2 separate regions of the Homo sapiens genome follow, and region 1 is linked to region 2. Evidence: chromatin loops called from intact Hi-C (ENCODE). Cell type or tissue: HepG2. All regions are shown on one strand. Links, peaks and the distances in the headings refer to the core of each region. The heading gives the core; the rest is flanking DNA. Region 1 has its middle 34 kb from the start of ADGRF1. Region 2 holds the start of TNFRSF21 (TNF receptor superfamily member 21).

Region 1 (9,631 bases), core at 1,075-9,074, 230 kb before region 2:
TAGCCACATGTGGCTACTGAGCACTTGAAATGTGGCTAATCCAGTATGTAAAATGCATGCTGTATTTCAACGACCTGGTACTAAGAAAATGTAAAATATCTCATGAATAGTTTTATATTGATTATATATTGAAATGATATTTTAATCAATTAGGCTAAATAAAATATATTATTAAAATTAAATTCACCTGTTTCTTTTTACATTTTTATAACATCTCCCAGAAAACGTTAAATTACATATGTGGCTATGTGGCTAATGGTATATTTCTATTGGACAGCACTGTTCTAGCTAATTTGAGGCTTTTCAACTCAAAGCCCCATACTTTCCTTAAAAGAGGATATCTTCTGGTCAACTGCACTATGACCCTTTCCTACTTCATGCCTTAAAATGTACCCTAAGACTCGTCCTTAGGGTAAACAACACTGGCACTGTAAGACATAGTTTCCAGAAAGCATTTAATATGAATTTTTGAAATAGATGGGGAAGATAGAGATTCTTAGCCTGTGTCTTGATTAGATTCTCTAATCTTCCCCCCATTACCCATTAATAGTTTAGTTTATAAGATTAGAAGATTAGTTTATTTGATCTTGAGCATCTGGCTCAAGTTGAATTTCAAGAGTGTTGAATTTCAGAGGATTAAACAAACTAGCACCCAAAGTAGTCAGGGAACATGGAAACAGATGGTGCCACAAATCAGGGTAGATGACACAATCAGGCCTTTCTCGTTGGTGGTTACAAAAGGATGAGGGTCTCAGGGAAGGGTGAGACCCAGGATACTTGGCAGGTACTGAAGGCCAGTGGTTGGAAAAGATCCCAGACAAACACCATTGCCTCCTTATCCCACTGCCTGCCCAAAAATATCTCCAGGAGCAAAGAAGTCTCTTTTTTTTTTTTTTTTTTTTTGAGACAGGGTCTCACTCTGTCACCCAGGCTGGAGTACAGTGGTGCAATCTGGGCTCACTGCAACCTCTGCCTCCCGGGTTCAAGTGATTTTGTTCCACCTCAGCCTCCTGAGTAGCTGGGATTACAGGTGTATGTCACTATACCCAGCTAATTTTTATATTTTTAGTAGAGACTGGGTTTCACTATGTTGGCCAGGCTGGTCTAGAACTCTTGACCTCAAGTGATCCACCCACCTTGGCCTCCCAAAGTGCTGAGACTACAGGCATGAGCCACCACACCCGGCCAACAACTCTCTTGATGAACACCCTTTGCTGGAGAGGGATCTCTCCATTGAATGGCATGCACAGAGCCTCAGTTTCCTTTTATGTAAATGAATCCCTGCACACAAGGGTTGTTGTAAGGATTAAATGAGATAATATGAAGAAAGTGCCTAGTACAGAGGAAATACTCAGTAAATAGGTTCAGCTATGACTTCTTTTCTCTGACACCATTAGGCAAATATTCTACATCGGGGCACCTAAGAATGTGTTCCTCCTAGCTACCAAGGAGTGAGGCCTGTGCTTGAAAAAATGAAATAGCAAAGCACAAATTCAAATTAGTTATGTTGCTAGCCTGTAAAAATAAAATGCAAACTCAATTTGAACAACTTATAAATTTAAATTGCTAAAGTGTTTCCTAACCCCAAATTACAATTATCTTCAAAGTATTAAAGAGCATTAAAAGCACTTATCCTGAAAGAGCTATTTTAATGTTTGGCTAACAGCAGAGAATGTTCTCACACAACCTAACCCTCAGTAAGCACTCCACAAATGCTAACTAAGAGAAAACTCATACTCTTGGTTATTGAAAATCTCAGGCAAGCCAGATAGCTTTATCTCCTTTCTCATGGCAGTTATCTTGTAGAGCAAAACTGATCCACGGTTGCTACTTGAGATTTGTAAGTTGCCCTTGTAAGACTGGAAATGCTAAGAGTCCATTCACTGATTCAGAGAAACATTTATTCCATTCTGGCACTGTGAAAAGTGCTGAAACAAAAATGAACAATGGTGGTAATAAAGGACAATGGCATCCAAGTTCAAGAATGTACAGAGTGCCATGAGGTTTAAAGGAGGGAATGGCTGTACCTGGAGGTAGGGGTGGGGTATTATTCAAGAAAAGCCTCCTAGTGGTTAGAGATGAAATAACCCTGGAGTTGGGTCTTAAAACACAGATTTTTAGGTAATGTGGCATAGATGAGGGTTGGGGGCAGAGAAAAATTGAGCAACGAGACAAATAAGGAAAGGTAAATAGAGAGAGGTCAATCTGGGCAAAGTGAAAATAGAGCATATGTTTAGCTTGTGGTCTGTGTGTTGTGGTGCAAGAGGTGTGGGTGAGAGATAAATGGAGAGCTGAGGGGCAGGCTGGGGCTAGATGATAATAGGGTTTTTTGCTTCCCCTGTGGAGTATGCACTGCATCCTAAAAGCAACAGGAAGCCATTGAAGGAATTTCACTCCAGCTGCTTTAAGGAAGATCGATTGCAGACACACACACACACACACACACACACACACACGCACACGCAAAAACCCAGAGGCAAGAGGAGCATTTTAATAATACAAGAAAAAGACAGGAACAGAGGAGGAGAGCACCAAATACATATCAGAGTTGCCAAGGAAGGTCAGGTCTACAAGATGTGGTAACTGACTAGGAAACCATAGGAGGTGAAGGAAAGAGGAAGAGGGAGGATGACCCCCAGGTTTCCGATTTAAATGGTGGTGTCATTCTGCAGATTGGGGTACAAGATTTATAGGAAAGGTAAGTGCAATTTGGGGTGTGTTGAGTTTGAGCTGCCAAGGGGAAGAGATCTTGAAGGAAACAGTTGGAACTTAGGGGGAAAGTCTGGGGTGGAGATATAAATATAGGGGCCATCAGTATGTAGGTAGAAGATGGAACCATGGACATGGAGGAAATTGCCACAGGAGATTGAGAAGGGATGAGACCCAAGGACCCTAAGGAATCTGGGGATGGGGGTGGGAAGGAATCATCAGAGAGTGAGAAGGAAAAGTATTCATCTTCGATGAATAGAAAAAGGCCATAAGGTACAAGGGGCTTAGGAAAGTTCATGATGCTTTAGAGAATATTTCAAACTTGTTCCTGTTGGGAACTTCAAGTTCAACTTCAAGGTCATTATATATGCATGCTGCTGTCAGCCAGAAGAGATGAAGGCTCCTTGGGTTGGGGTCAGGGTTGGAATAGGGTAGGGAGAAATTCTCGAGAAGGAGAAGTAAGAGGTGATGGTGTCATGGAAATCAAGAGTAGAATTTCAAAAAGTAATTGATGGAGACAAATACTATGTAAAAATCCAAACAAGGTGAGGCTAAAACAAGTCCTTTGCCTTTAACAATTAGAAGGTCATTTTCAAAATGTAACTGTATGAGATGATAGACCTGTTAATCTGCTTCACTGCAGTAACCATTTTACTATCTATCTGTTGCAAACCTCAAATATACATAACAAAATTTATTTTTTAAAAAAGAAAATAAAGAAGATATTTCGTGCCTTGTTTCAGAACCATTTCATTGGAATTGTGGGCTACGAGTGGGAGAGTTGTTGTGTGGGAGGCTGAGGGTTTAAAGAGGAAACCAATGTTGTGGAAAATATAGCCTGCAAAATGTAGGTAGGAGTAGACATGTCCAATAGAAAGGATCCTTTGAAGGACCTTATCCAGGAGGGGAAGGGAAGAAGGAAAAGTATTGGGGAAGAAGAGGAGAAAGACACAGGTTAAGTAAAGGTGAGGAGGGGTGTTTTTAAAAGATGAAGGAGGGCCGGGCGTGGTGGCTCACGACTGTAATCCCAGCACTTTGGGAGGATGAGGCGGGTGGATCACGAGGTTAGGAGTTCAAGACCAACCTAGCCAACATGGTGAAACCTAATCTGTACTAAAAATACAAAAATTAGCTGGGCATGGTGGTGAGTGCCTGTAATCCCAGCTACTCGGGAGGCTGAGGCAGGAGAATCGCTTGATACTGGAAGGCGGAGGTTGCAGTGAGCCGAGATCGCACCACTGCACTCCAGCCTGGGCAACAGAGCAAAGCTCTATCTCAAAAAAAAAAAAAAAAAAGATGAAAGAGAACTGAGCATTTTTATAGCACATGGAAATGGAGCCAGTTGAAAGAGAAAAGGACGATGCAATGGAAAGCAGAAATAACTTGGAACAAGTTCCTAGAGGAGACATTTGGATGAGGAATACAAGAGGCGGGACTAGCAGTAAACTGGAGAAAGACTGTCTTTGTGTGAAACTGAAGGAAGAGAGAGGCGGGGAGGAGGGGGCATATCTTCCATTTTCTCTCAGAAGTTGGAGGCCAGTAGCTCTTTGGCAGAGGAAGGCTTGAAGGAAAGGATGAAGGTTTAGGAGGGCAGATGTGGAAGGGATGTGGAAGAAACAACGTGGCCATTTTCATGATGGTTGGAATTAAACCCTCTAAATGAACAGGAACATTCTGTTAGAAAGGAAAAAGAAATGTGTTTAGGCTGCAGCCCCTGGGGGTGGTTTTAGCTTGAAGAAATCACCAACTTATTTGGAACCCCTTTTGCCCGTGATTTTTTCATACTTCTGTGTTCATTTTAATTAAACTGGCCTTTATTCTTGTGAGTAATCAAGGAATATTCTGAGATAAAGCATGTCACAGCATGCAAAACAGCAACACTCATTTCTCCCCCTGGATCTAGTCGGCAGCCACCAAGGGCTCACCACTCTATTAAAATGACACGGCCGTCATTTCAGTGAATTGCAGTATGTCTGGTTTGGCAATCTGCAGAGGTGATTAAGGATCCCTGTGAAAGAGATGAGGTTTCTGGTGCTGAGAGGAGCAGGTCTACTCTGTGTAACAGTATTGTGGCGGAAAAGCTCTGACAAGAGAGGGTACAACGTCCTTTTGGACACCAGATCATGGGGCCATGCAAGATGTTATCTGGGCTTGTTGGCCTTGGAAAAAAAGATGGTCTTGGAACAATTTGGGCAGGAAGACAATGGGATTCTTTATTTCTTGGCACAGGAATGAATGAATCTTTATCCCAAATGCAAAGCAGGCATTAAATTCAAGGACAATAAATGGTGAGACCAGCATTCCAGGAACAATCCCAGGCTTTCTCTGTGTGCTCACAGTGAAAACAGTCCCACAGGGCTTCAAAGAGACATGTGGATTTCTTTTTCTCTTTTTAAGTAAACAAAATTAAGAGAGAACACGCACTTCCTACAGCTGCGAATTGCCCAGAACTTCTCCCTACCCTATTCCAACCCTGACCCCAAACCATGGAGGCTTCATCTCTTCTAGCTGACAGCAGCATGCACATATAATAACCTCGAAGTTGAAATTGAAGCTATCCAAGCACCCCAATAGGAACAAGTTTGAAATATTCTCTAAAGCTTCATGTACTTTCCTAAGTCCCTTGTACCTTGTGGCCTTTTTCTATTCATCGAAAATGAGCATAAATTTATTTGAACAAACTACAATATTGATCATGTATGTTTACGAAAGTGATAAAGTTGAGGGGGATCAGACAGTTCACGCTGCAAAAGTATGCACTGTGATACTCTGAATAGCAAGCTCCTTGATGCATTTTTAAAATTGGTTTTTATTTATAGAAATGAATGAGTTCGGTCTTCGGTACAAAGGGTCATACCAGTATTCCTTTAGCTCAGCCTTCAGCTTGTGAAGGAGAAGCTTCATGCTAAAAACTGGCATTAAAAAACTGGTGCGAGTCAGGATGGGACCTGGAGTGAGCTGCCCCTTTACTTTCTACTTCCTCTCAGCCTGGCAGAATGCCATCCCCACAAAAAGTCAAGTCTTTGTAGAAGCCGGCAAGGCTCTTTGTGGAGTCACCTCTTGCCACTTCCCAGAAATCACTCTAGAGTCAGGGAATTGCAAATAAAGTTTGCTCCACATCACATGATCCCCTCCTCCCACAAACATCCCTCCTTGAGTCCCACGGTTTACATATCCCCACAAGGTCAACTCAAGGACATTTGGTCACATGCAGAGTTATAGAAACAGTACACATAGAGCAGGCTGTGCAGCAAGCTCAGAGATTAAATATTTTGCTAATTCCATGTAGGCTTTCACGTGGGACTGCTTCCCTTTGACAGAGAGTTATCCTTTTCCCAGAGCAAGAGTAAAATGTGACCAATCCTTCAGGGCAGACAATTCTAGTTCAGTTCCATGAGTATTTCTGCAACAGATCTAGCATTTGTTGAACATAATGAGGGACAAAAGAAATTAAAAACCAGGTCTGGACTTCGACGATCTTATAATTGAGATTAAAGATAGGAAACATGCACATCTATGAAATAGTTTATTGATTTATTCATGCAATCAACAAAATTCTATCAAGAATCTGCCTTGTCACAGGCACTATGCAAGATACTGGAGAAATAACAAATACATAAGTTTTGCTCCTGCCTTCAAAATGCTCTCAGTGTGACTGATGGAAACAGAATCATCAGTATAGGGATCAGCAGTGGCAGGAAATAGAGGCAGAAATAACTTACATATCCAATAAATACTGAAGGAGTTCACTGCAGAAGAAATGAGCAAGTGCATCAGAAATCAGGTAAAACAACATGGACGAATAGAACTTAGGGTTTTCTTTTTTTTCTTTTAAATTTTATTGTGGTAAAAATACTTAACCTGGGATCTATCTTCTTAACACATTTTAGTGTATAATACAGTATTGTTATCTATAGGCATGATGTTGCACACTAGATCTCTAGAATATATTCTTCTTATATAACTGAGACTGTATACTGTATACCCAATGAACAGCAACTCCTCGTTTGCCTCTCCTCCTAGCCCCTGGCAACCACAATTCTATTCTGTGCTTCCATGAATTTGACTATTTTTCAGATCCTTCGTATCAGTGGAATCATGAAACATTTGTCCTTCTGTAACTGGATTATCTCGCTTAGCCTAATGTCCTTCAGGTTCATCTGTGGTGTCACATATTGCAGGATTTTCTTCCATTTTAAGGCTGAATAATATTCCATATTATGTGTATAGCCCATTTTTTAAATCCATTTATCCATTGATGGACATTTCTGCATTTGGGCTATTGTGAATAGTGAAGTAATTAACATGGGATTTCATGTTTGGAGAGATAGGCTTTGAAGTGAATGTTAAAGGATAGTTAGGTTTAGATAAGTAGAGAGAAGAGGTGAGGCACTTCAGTAAGAAAGAATCAAAATAAATGATGTTACCAAGAAGTCTGTGAGCATGGTAGCTCCCAGGATAGGAGAATGAAGTAAGAGCTGCAGTGAACCACTATACATATTCGTAGCTCTTTAAAATGCAGTGAAGTATCCTGCTTCACACTTAGGCAATTGGTCACAAAAAGGTTAGTGAACTGACTATTAAAATATAATATGAGCATATGTATAACACTTGCAGTTCTGTCTCTTATTTCCTGTATATCTTTGGATCAGTTATTTAATTTCTTTGAGACTCATTTGCCTCAATCATAATATTACCTGTTACCAAATAAGCTTGTTGTGAGAACTAAGTAGGTTATACATGAAATATAATTCAAACAGTGCCTGACATATAATATGTACTCAATAGACATTATTATTAAATATAGAAAAAGTACTCGGAGGCTGGGCGTGGTGGCTCATACCTGTAGTCCCAGCACTTTGGGAGGCCAGGCGGGCAGATCACTGGGGCCAGGAGTTTGAGACCAGCCTGGCCAACATGGTGAAACCCAGTCTCTACTAAAAATACAAAAATTACCTGGGCATGGTGGCACATACCTGCAATCTAAGCTATTCAGGAAGCTGAGGCAGGAGAATCACTTGTACCCGGAGGCAGAGGTTGCAGTGAGCCAAGATCATGCCACTGCACTCCAGCCTAGGCATCAGAGTGAGACCCTGTCTCAAAAAAAAAAAACAAAAAAAAGTACTGAGAGATATGGTAATAATGGCTAACACTTATTGAGTGCTTACTATAAGCTGGGGAATTTACTAAATGCTTTACAAGTATTAGATAATTTCATGTATAGTAAAATATTAACAAGATATGTCTGGGCAGCAGAGCCATCAACAGATGGCTGGGGAAGATTTCTCCCTGACTCTGCCTAATATCTCCCGTTTGTCCCTGTTTTAGATCAGACACCTAGATGCAGCGTTTGAGACAGGGATTTCAGCACATGCGATTTATTGAGGGGAGTCTCAGAAGAAAGGGAGAGCAGGAAGGAGACGGAGCAGGGAAAGAGCTAGACAAGAATGTCCTCACCTGAGCTCCGGCTTCACCCTAATCTCAGGGAGCGTGAAATGTACCCCAGAGTTGGTTCTGCTTCAGGCAAGGGGACCACCTATGTACCGCTCATTGGCTGCAGGCTGCCCCTGGGCTGAGGGTGGTGAACGTAACCTCCCTTGGGACTCCAGTCAGCCTATAGTAATTCTCTGAAGGAAGAAGGAGCAGCTGTAAACTGTTAGCAGCCCACACTCTTATCTGGTGAAGGATGGATACACTGGCTCAGTAAAAGGGACCTAGGTGCTGGGTAAAAAACCACCCCAAACTTAGTCACGGAAAACAACAGCAATCATTCATTTCCCTTACGAATCTACAATGTGAGCAAAGCTTGGCTGGACAACTTGTCACTATATTACATGGTATCAGCTGGTGTAGCTTGAACACTCGGGGGTGACGATGACTGCTGAGGACTGAAGTCATCTGAAGGCTCACGATGGTGTTGGCTTTAGGCTAGAACACCTATACGTGGTTTCTCCACAAGGTGGCCTCTCCTCCTCATGGCTCTGGATTCCAAGAAGGAGCATTTCGAGAGAACAAGGGGAACGCACTTGGTATTTTTATGACCTATCCTTGAAAGTCACAGTGTCACTTCTGCCTTACTGTATTGGTCCAGGCACCCATAAAGGACCAGCCAGATTCAAAGAGAAGTGCTATGGACTGAATGTCTGTGTCCCCCCAGAATTCATATGTTGAAGTTCTAGTCCCTAGTGGGATGGGATTTGGAGGTAGGAGCCTTGGGAGATGATTAGATTTAGATAAGGTCATGAGGGCGAAGTACCCATGATGGGATTGGTGCTCTTATAAGAGAAAGAAAACTGAGCCCTCTGTCTCTCCACCACTTGAGGACACCGTTAGAAGATGGCTGTCTGCGAGCCAGGGAGAGGGCCTCCACCAGAAGCCAGCCATGCCGGCATCCTGATCTTGGACTTCCCAGTCTCAGGAACTGTGAAAAATAGACGTCTGCTATTTAAGCCACACAGTCTATAGCATTTTGTTACAGCAGCCTGAACTAAGATAGGAGGTGTGTTAGTCTGTTAGGGTTACTGTAACCTAATACCACAGACCAGGTGGCTTAAACAATAGAAACTATATTTTCTCACAATTCTGGAGCTGAAAGTCCAAGATTGGGGTGTTGGTAGGGTTGGTTTCTCTGGGGGAACTCTCCTTGGCTTGCAGATGGCCACCTTTTTACTGTGTTCTCACATCATCATCTCTCTGTGTGTATACATGTCTAGTGTTTCTCTGTGTCTCCAAATTTCCTTTTCTTATAAAAACACTAGTCCTTATCTGGGTACAGTATCTCATGCCTGTAATCCCAGCATTTTGGGAGGCCAAGACAGGAGAATTGTTTGAGGCAGGAGCTAGAGACATAGCTAGCAACATAGCAAGACCCCATCTCTACAAAAAATTTTTTAAAAAATAAGCCAGGTCAGGCGTGACAGCA
Region 2 (9,631 bases), core at 1,102-9,101:
GATATAATATCAGCTCTAATTTAAAGTTCTGCTCGAATTTGCCACCAAGTCTTGACATGATTCAGAACTTCAGCCCCCACCAGACCACTCCACACCTGCCCAAACAGCCAAAGTGAATTGCCAATGTACGAGGTAATGTACTTTGATAAATGATGGTCAGGAGGTAGCACTAAGCTACATGTCTAGTTTCAGTAACAGAGAAAAACACTATTACTTGGCACTTTCTAGGCAAACGCACAGCTGGACAGGCTATAACAGCAAATAGCCCTCTATCTGGAATTCATAATGCTTGCAAAAGAGTTTTCTAAAACTTCAGACCTCATATCTTTACCAATTATGGCTCCCTTCTCTTCTGAGGGCCTCACTGCCAAAATCCTACCTATGCAGTTAAAGCGAGCTCCCCGAGGGCAAGGGGCATCTCTGACTAAGTAGTGTCACTCTGGGCAAGCCATTCTAGAGCATTCCTTATCACTGGCACAAACCTAAAGCTCTCATGGATCTTGTCTCTGCCTTACAGAGATATGATATAGCAAGGGTAAGTGTCTCAGGCAGAATAGTACAATTGGTAAAGTCAAGATGGTGGAAGGTAAGCTTAGATTCTGAAGACAAAGCACAATCATGCACACTAGACTTACTGGGTGTCGAGCAACAAGAATGTTTTGTCCACCTGAGCCCCAGACTTTTGAACCCAGCTCTTGTCTTTCAGTGTATGTTTTACTTTCTATTATCATGCAGACACTCATCAGAAATAGAAGTGCAAGCAGCAAGAATACTTCCTTCCAAAGGCATTCCTGTAATTCTCATTCACGTTCTGTAACAAACCAAACCACCTTCTTAACTTTTCCCCAGTGAGCCTTCTCTGTTGTTACATTTCATTATCAAGCAATTTGGACTTGTGAAACACGCAGTGTGGCACAGGGCTAAGGGAGGACATGAGCTGAAGAGCCAGGCAGTCCTGGGTTCTGGCCCCAGCAATATCACGTGCAAGCTGTGTGGCCTGGGACAAACCAATGAAGTTCTGGGAGCTTCCATTTTCTCAACTATAAAAAGGAGACAATATCACCTGCTTCACAAAGATGCTATGAATAAATGAGATACTGTATACAAAGCACCTGGCATGTAGCAATTGCTCTCTCTATACATATACAATTGCTATATACATGTGTATATATTATATCATATTGTGTACCTATATATTTGTATTTTTATAAGCTTATAGTAAGCTATTTTTCATGCAGTTAGCCGGTCATGACAAACAAAAAGTCATAACACAAAAATGATGACAATAAATATTATCACACAAAAAGGGAGATATTTGAAAGAAGAGCATTAAAAGACATAATAAATAGAACATTTTACTGGGATTATTACTTTTTAATCTAACTGTAATACGTGGGCAGGCCACTAACTTGCCCACCTCCCCCAGTAGTGTTCTGAGTACCCTGCCACGTGTACCCAGGCTCCAGTACCTGATGTCCGTTATGTTCACATGGCCAAGGATCCCAATGGGATAAATACTTCTTGGAACAGTATCATGAGATCATCATTTTATACATTAACAAAGCCTGTGCTGTGGACTTGGGCATGCAGAATAAGAATGTGAAAGACAAAAGGCATTTCCTCCCCACCCTGGATGGGGATTATAACATAGTCTCTACTGATTCCTGGCACACCCTCCAGTCACCCTTCAGGATGAAGGGCTGAACCTCATGCCATTTCATGAATTTACCTGAAGTCTTTTTAGCATAGCTAGCAGAAGAATAAGGAATCCTGTATTGGTTATCAACTTGAGACTGCTCCTAAGCCCCATTATAAATTTTATCTTTTTCAAAGTAGCCAAACTTAAATTGTCAGGTCTTTAGTTGCAAATCCAGTGCACAATTTTTAGGGTAGGTTGAGTTTGATGACTTATTTTTTATTTTGGTTTTGGAGACAGGGTCTCACTCTGTCACTCAAGCTGGAGTGCCGTGGCATGGTCACAGCTCACTGCAGCCTCAACATCCTGGGCTCAAGCCATCCTCCCACCTCAGCCTCCTGAGTTGCTGGGCATACAGGCGCACACCACCGCCACACCCACCTAATTTCTTGTAGAGATGGGGTCTCACTATGTTGCCCAGGCAAATCTCGAACTCCTGGACTCAAGCAATCCTCCCACCCTGGCCGCCCAAAACGCTGGGATTACAGGCATAAGCCAGGGTGCCTAGCCTGATGATTCAAGAAAAGGAGCTGGGCCCTTTCTCAGTTAGTTAAGGCAACCTACCATTTGATTACATCAAGACCTTTGTTTAATTACCTACCTCATGCTAAAAGGTAAAATAAATGGAGTATTGCACAATGACTTAAGATTTAATCTGGGAATGGACTCTGTGAGGCATATAATAATCAGATGTGTTAGAAGCACCTGAAACATAGTAGTGGATAGTAGTGGATCTAAAGCTGTGAAAAAGGAAATGATGATAGTTCTCACTCCACTGAACTAGGATCAGTGTTCCCATGGACCTAGATGTGTTTCTCTCCACACCAAGACTGTCAATCCAGGTTCATTGTCCCAAGAGACTCCCCGACTACTGCTTACCATCCACCACACTTGTTTCACTTGTTTCAAAGATATAAACCTTGGCCATGCCATTAATAAGTGGGCAGAAAAGAGTTTCTGAAGGGAGACTGGGACTTGCCTCATTATAAATGCTAACAGTAACAAACTTTTATTTAGTCTCTCTCTTCCTCTTAAAACACACACACAAGGAACCAGAGTGTCTGTAGGATGAATTCCCAGGCCATAGCAACTGCAATGTCCTGAGATCTAAGCAGTTCTTGGCTGGCCAGGCGTTAAGCCCTTTTGGGGAAGGAGACAGCAAGCCTGCTTTTCCCTTACACAGCCCTGTCGTGAAAACAAGCTCTTGTTTCTTGGGGGTTTTTTTGTTCGGTTTTTAGCTAAGAATTTCCATCCCTCCTGCAGTGATAAAAGATAGGCAAGGGAAGCTCAAGGGTTTGATCTCAAATTTTCTTCCACCTAACTTGCCCCTTCACCCCAATATTTGGAAATAAAGGGAGGGAATTTGGGGGAAGTTGAGGGTAAGTTTTTGGTCAAGATGATTGACCCGAGATGTGGATGCAGCTTAGACGATGAGGGAGACTGCACCACCCTGCAGGGTCACCTGCCTAGCCACAGGTAAACGAGGGATCGGAAAGACTGTAGAAAATTCATCTTCCTTCACACACATCTCCTTCCCCCTCCCCCCATTCCAGTGCCGGCGCGCTGGCTGGCTGGAAGCCGGCGCTTTGGAGGCGCCGGAGAGTGGGTCTAAGGGTGATATTTCGGCATACAGAACCTGAGACCCCACCCGAGCCAAGAGGGAAGAGAGAGGGTAAAGGGATTGAGGAGGGGGCGGCTTGCGCCCTGCTCGGGAATGCACCGCGCGACAGCACCCGGAGGTCTCCGGTGTCCGGCGCGCACCGGTACCACTGTCTTCCACTGCGGTAGCATCCCGACATGACATTGCAGCTGCAACAAAGCGCCGGCCTCGGCCGGCCGTGGGAGCCCCACACCGCGGCGAGGCCCCACACCACGCAGAGGGGCAGTGGCCGATGGGTGGGGGGCTGTGGCTGCGGGCGTGGGGAGCGCGAGGTAGGCCGAGTAGGGGGAAAAGCCCTCAAATGCGCAGAAGCTGGGCGGCTACCTCTAGCGTCTCCTCCAGCAAAGCCAGACTGCAAGGAAAACAATTCGTCTTCATTCCCCAGCCCCGGCTGAGCCCTGAGATTCCCCCAAATAACCTAGTCGAGGCCCTCTGGTGTGTTGCCTTCCCTTGGAAACCCCTCAGTGCCCGTAACCCAGTCGGCCGGGCCCCGCGCCTCCCTAAGCCCCGGCCCGGTGACCCGCCCGGCTCCCGGAGAGCGGTTCCTTCTGCTCCGGCGCCGCCGCCACCCCCGGTCCACGCAAGCGCTCACCAGGAGAAGGGAGCCCGCGATCATCGTGGCTGTGGCTCGGCGGGCGATGCGGCTGCAGGAGGCGAGGGCGGTGCTGCTGCTCGGAGAGGTCCCCATGGCTGAACCGGGGACTCGCAGGGGCGCCCGGGGCGCGCGGGGCAGCTGGAATCGGCGGCTGCTTCTGCCCAGCGCCGCATCCACCGCCGCCTCCCGGGCCGGGAGCCCATCTACCTCCAACACCCCATGTGCACTGCTGCGGCCGGGCAGAGGAGGGAGGCGGCAAGGGAGGCTCTAGGGGCGCTCAGCACCTGCCCAGCGGCGCGGCCGCCCAGGCGGGGAGAAGCCGCCGCGACTGCAGCCCGCGTCTCCGGGTGCTCTCCTCCGACAGCGGCTGAGGAGAACCAGGGAGGAGGACTGGGCGCGAGAGAGCAAAGGAACGACTTCCCATAGCGAAGCTTCCAGCCACTGCCAACCACCCTCCTCCGCTGCCCAGACTGGTCGGCGAGGGACTGAGTCGGTGGCCACCGGGCGCAGGGACACACGTGGTGGCGCCGAAGGGGCGGGGGACCGGCCCTTTGTGATGTCACCCGGGAGGAGGCCGGGCTCTTTGTGCGGTTGGAAAGGCGAAGGCGTTCCAGGTAGAGCGGGGAGGGAGAGGGTGCCCCTTGGCGTTCGCTGAGGAAATTGCACGCGCCTGTTGACCCAGGGAAAGCGCTGAGAAAGCATCTCACTCCTGATCTAACTTTACTTATTTTTTCCGAGATAATTCCAACTAAATTATTTCAGCTACATACGCCTTTCCATTGTTTCGGACACGATGATTAAATCAGAGAGCGATGGTGAATAGACCACAGAGCACTTAGATCAACTGCGTGACGAAAAAGGAGACCTGTGTGTTGCTTCTCAAACTTTGCTGCCCTGTGGAATCACCTGGAGAGTTCAAAACATATATATTGATTCTTGGGTCCCACCTCTAGAGACTCTGATTTAATTGGAACAGGACAGGATCTGGTCTGGGCATTGAGGTTTGTTGTTGTTGTTGTTTGTTTGTTTTTTAAGTTTTCAGGGTGATTTTAATATGGGGCAAAGATTTTAATTTTTTATATTTTAATTTTAATATGGGCTTATGAATGCAATTAAGGAAATCCAAACTAAAAGGATTTAAAACCCAGAGTCATTGGTGTTGGGTCCATGGATGGTCTTGGAGGGACTTTTGAACTCCTTGAAATGTATCAAAAGATGCATTTTCCTAATTTAAAAATCAAGAGTTTTGAATCGGATTATCCCTGAGATTTTTTTTAATCACCCTTCCCCCAAAAAATAATGCTAAAAATTTTTGAGTTGATTTCCAAAGGCCTTGTCAGGATGTGGGTGGTAGAATAGGTAGTATTCTGCTTCAGAAGGAGAACTGGAATATTCTCGTGGATGTTGGTATCTCACACACTTCTGAATGTAAGAGAGCAGCTGTTATCCTTTTCTTTGTTTCACCTGGGGGAAGGCCGAGTCTCCTGACTGTGGCCACCATTTCTGGTATCGTGTTATCCATCATCTAGGTACTGACAGCACATGGCACACTGTATTGATATTACCTCTTCAGCCATCCAGTCCACACCCCTCAATTGGGAGCCCTATGGTGCTGGGCTTATCCTAGGCTCCTTTGGTCCCATTTCAAAAGAATCACACTTTTTAAACTATCAGTTTCAAGATCCAACACCCAGTGCTAATAAAGGTAACTTGCTAAGTCATAGGTACCAATTATTTGCTTTATTAGTTAACATGTTGTCCTTTGATTCTTTGCTCTATGCACACTTTGGTAGAAGCTAAAATTAATATGAGGGTTAATTCCAATCTATTATTTCAAACATTTGTCAGTATTGTCTATAAATGTTAGAGTGGGAAAAAAGCTACAATATATAACCTCTAGTGAAATTCAAAGGAGTTCTAGAAAATATTACCATTAATTATGGAGTTTTGGGGAAAGGATGATGGTTGGACTTGCCACTCTCTAGCTATTTTCAGAAGTTGAAAGAGTGAGGGATAGATGCTGTGTTTTCATGCATAACTGTATCAATTTTTTCTTCAAAAATTCAAATGACTGGCCAATACTATTATAAGGTTGGGTTGTTTTTTTTTAAGAAGTTACATAGGTATTAAAGAGGAGGAGGAGCTTCAAATACGTTTTTATTTAGTCCATTTTACTCCTTGCATCCAAACTCACATTTTTCGTGGTAATATATGATTGATTTGCTCTAAAGAGTTGGGCAACTTTAGAGTTTAGTGTCTGGGTTACTATGCAGGTATAAGAAGTTCTTCTCAACTATTTGTCTTCCTAAAACTAAAAGAAAATTGTTTATTTGTGCTTGGACCACTTTGAAACTTCATGAATTCCTGGTGTTCCATTGATCATATCAAGTTGAAATTTAATATACATTTTGAGAGATGAAAAAATTTACTCAATTCTGTTTACTACTAACATTTAAATACATGTCCCTCTATAGAGTGATAGATTATAGATAATTTGAATCTAGATGCAGTGTGAAATTTTATTACTTTGAATTGAAATGTATACATGCCTTCCATTTTGAAGTAACAATGCTGCAACCATTAAATAATTCATTGCCACATTTTCAATGTGGTAACTTAGACATGTCTGTTTTCTGGGAAAGGATAAAAATTCAATGATACATAAGGAAGTTTCTCCCAAAGTTCCAAGGAAAGAGGAGATATGTGTTGATAAATCATAATTATAGCTAAATTTTAAAGGAAGGCCTAAATGAGTTAATCCAATGTCATCTTTGCCATAAAAATTACTCTATCTCCACCCTCCATCCTACCTTTGGACTTTCTCTCTTTCTGCCAATGTTGTACAATTTTTCTAGTTTTCCAACCTCAAAAATCATTGCTAATTCTTTCCTCGTCCTTAGTACATTCCAATTAATGCTTTCCTAACCTTTCATTTTTTTCTATTTTATCTTTCTTGTTAAAAATCTGATATATACATCTGGATACTGAAGAAATCACCAGAGATTGCGCCACTGCAGTCCGCAGTCCGACCTGGGCGACAGAGCGAGACTCCGTCTCAAAAAAAAAAAAAAAAAAAAAAAAAGAAATCACCAGATTTACCATCTTGTCTTAATTATTTTTTTAACTTATCCTGCACACTTTCAGAAGGTCTAGTAAAATTTCATGTTCTTTATAATGAAAATAACAATTGTCCACATTTTGAGAAATGACTGCTGCATGACAAACATCCTGAGCCGATCTATGAGGGAATGACAGAAAGTTGGCAGGAAAATGCCAGCTCCGTTGGGGAGACCCTAACCCAGTGGCGCTAGAGGAATTAAAGACACACACACAGAAATATAGAGGTGTGAAGTGGGAAATCAGGGGTCTCACAGCTTTCAGAGCTGAGAGCCCCGAACAGGGATTTACCCACATATTTATTAACAGCAAACCAGTCATTAGCATTGTTTCTATAGATATTCGATTAACTAAAAGCATCCCTTATGGGAAACGAAGGGTGGGCTGAATTAAAGGAATAGGATGGGCTAGTTAACTGCAGCAGGAGCATGTCCTTAAGGCACAGACCGCTCAAGCTATTGTTGGTGGCTTAAGAATGCCTTTAAGTGGTTTTCCGCCCTGGGTGGGCCAGGTGTTCCTTGCCCTCATTCCTGTAAACCTGCAACCTTCCAGCTTGGGCGTTAGGGCCATTATGAACATGTTACAGTGCAAAAGAGATTTTGTTTATGGCCAGTTCTGAGGCCAGTATATGGCCAGATTTTGGGGGGCCTGCTCCCAACATGTCCCCCTTCTCTGATTTGCAAATCGATAAAAGCAAAGGCAGCTTTGTCATGGTGAGCTACTTCTCGCAGGAGTCAGGTTCCACATCTGCAGACTATACAAAGACAAACAACACAGATTAAAAGCACAAACGTCATTGAAATCACAGAGCTTCCAAGTGTTTTTATCCATTGTAATGGGTTACTAGCTGCTAATTTGTCTGTAACTCCTTCAAGCACTCCAGTTCCTGGCATTAAGGTCAGGTGTGCCTGCGATGCTTTAAACATTTGTTCTTTTAATTTTAATTCCTTATGTTAAGCTCCTAGAGCGGGCTATATCATTTGAGGCTGAGGTGCTGCTATACCACCATGGTTCCAGGTAATGGGAACTTTTGCCGTAGTTCTTATCATTTCTACCATCTGACCGTTTTGTTCAGATCATCTGAACATAGTGTGGCCGTGGCATGCAGACTGAGAGGTGCAATTCAAGCTAAACGTCCCCTTAGGGGACGAATTAATAATGATTCCATAGGAATCGTTGTGCAGCACCTCTGCCTGTTCTGCAATGCAATCTTCCTAAACAAGTACGTTCATTTTTTCTAACTGGGTCCAATCCTGTTTACAAATAGGTTTTTGTAAACCTATTCTGCCCCAATTTTTTTTGTAAACCTGATTCTGCCCCAATTTTTTTGTAAACCTGATTCTGCCCCAATTATAGGAACAGAATCAGAAATCACATTAATAGGCATATCAAAAGCAGTCAATACCTCAATTATAGCTACAAGCTCTGCTTTTTGAACTGAAGTATAGGGCATCTGAAAAACTTTACCTTTTGATCCAGAATAAGAAGATTTACCATTACTAGACCCATCTGTAAAACAATGAAAACAGGCTGCATGTTGTTTACTGCAGGAATTGTAAATGCAAACTGTTCACAGTCTTGCTCAGCTAAAGGGATAGTAAAGAAACAATCTTTTAAATCTATGACTATTAAAGCCCAATTTTTTGGAATTATAGCAGGAGAAGGCAATCCTGGCTGTAATGCTCCCATAGGTTATATAACTGAATTGATAGCTCTGAAGTCAGTTAACATTCTCCATTTACCTGATTTTTTCTTAATTACGAAAACTGGAGAATTCCAAGGAGAAAATGCTGGAGCTATGTGCCCATTTTCTAATTGTTCAGTAACTAATTTCTCCAAAGCCTCCAGTTTCTCTTTACTTAGCGGCCATTGTTCTATCCAAATTGGCTTATCTGTTAACCATTCTAAAGGTATAGGTTCTGGAGGCTTAACAATGGCTGCCATCAAAAATGATATCCTAATCTTTGGCGGGAACTTTTTAAACCTTGCAAATTTTTTTTTCTAGTCCTGTTCCGGGTACATACCCCATTTCATGAATCATATGTTGACTTTGAGGGCTATATAATTGTTCTGGAATTAGAATTTGTGCTCCCCATTGTTGTAATAAATCTCTTCCCCATAAATTTATAGGTACAGAAAGTTATAATTGGTTGAATAGTCCCAGGTTGTCCATCGGGCCCTTCACAATGCAAAATATAACTACTTTGATATACTTCAGGGGCTTTACCAACCCCAACCATGTTAAATTGAGTGGGTTGAATTGGCCACGTGGACGGCCAGTGCTGTAGAGAAATGATTGACATGTCTGCTCCTGTATCTACCAAGCCTTTAAATTTCTTTCCCTGAATAGTTATTTCACAGGTAGGACGTCTATCAGTAATTTGATTTACCCAATAAGCTGCTTTGCCTTGTTTATTTGTGCTTCCAAATCCTCCTGTTCATTTAATTTCACTTTTTCCCATTCCCACATATGGCACAATCAGGAGCTGCACTATGCGCTCTCCTGGCTCTGCTTTCCAGGAAACAGAAGTAGATATAACAATTTGAATTTCCCCATTGTAAT

Evidence for each region. Hi-C counts contacts between places; a loop is a spot of excess contacts. Peaks named below come from ENCODE experiments on the same cell type or tissue, not always from the same donor. Only the 100,000 strongest peaks of a DNase experiment are listed, where the experiment ranks them.
Region 1: a loop joins it to region 2, with 5 times the contacts of the local background. A loop is called at or near these places in 4 of 110 quality-filtered maps.

The regions. Positions count from the first base shown.
Region 1 is chr6:47,071,173-47,080,803 of GRCh38, forward strand. No RefSeq gene overlaps it. Among named protein-coding and RNA genes, the nearest start is that of ADGRF1, 34 kb to the left of the region's middle. In HepG2, for the core only: a CTCF peak has its summit at 2,073; DNase peaks (open chromatin) are centred at 2,199, 4,129, 4,989 and 5,829; H3K4me3 peaks cover 928 bases.
Region 2 is chr6:47,305,468-47,315,098 of GRCh38, forward strand. It overlaps TNFRSF21 (TNF receptor superfamily member 21), which reads right to left and starts at 4,438. Exons shown (of 6, transcript NM_014452.5): 1 at 3,949-4,438. The coding sequence starts at 4,044. RefSeq lists enhancers at 3,389-4,111, 4,275-4,454, 4,406-4,700 and a silencer at 3,905-4,134. In HepG2, for the core only: a CTCF peak has its summit at 4,583; a DNase peak (open chromatin) is centred at 4,524; H3K4me3 peaks cover 3,783 bases; H3K27me3 peaks cover 2,353 bases.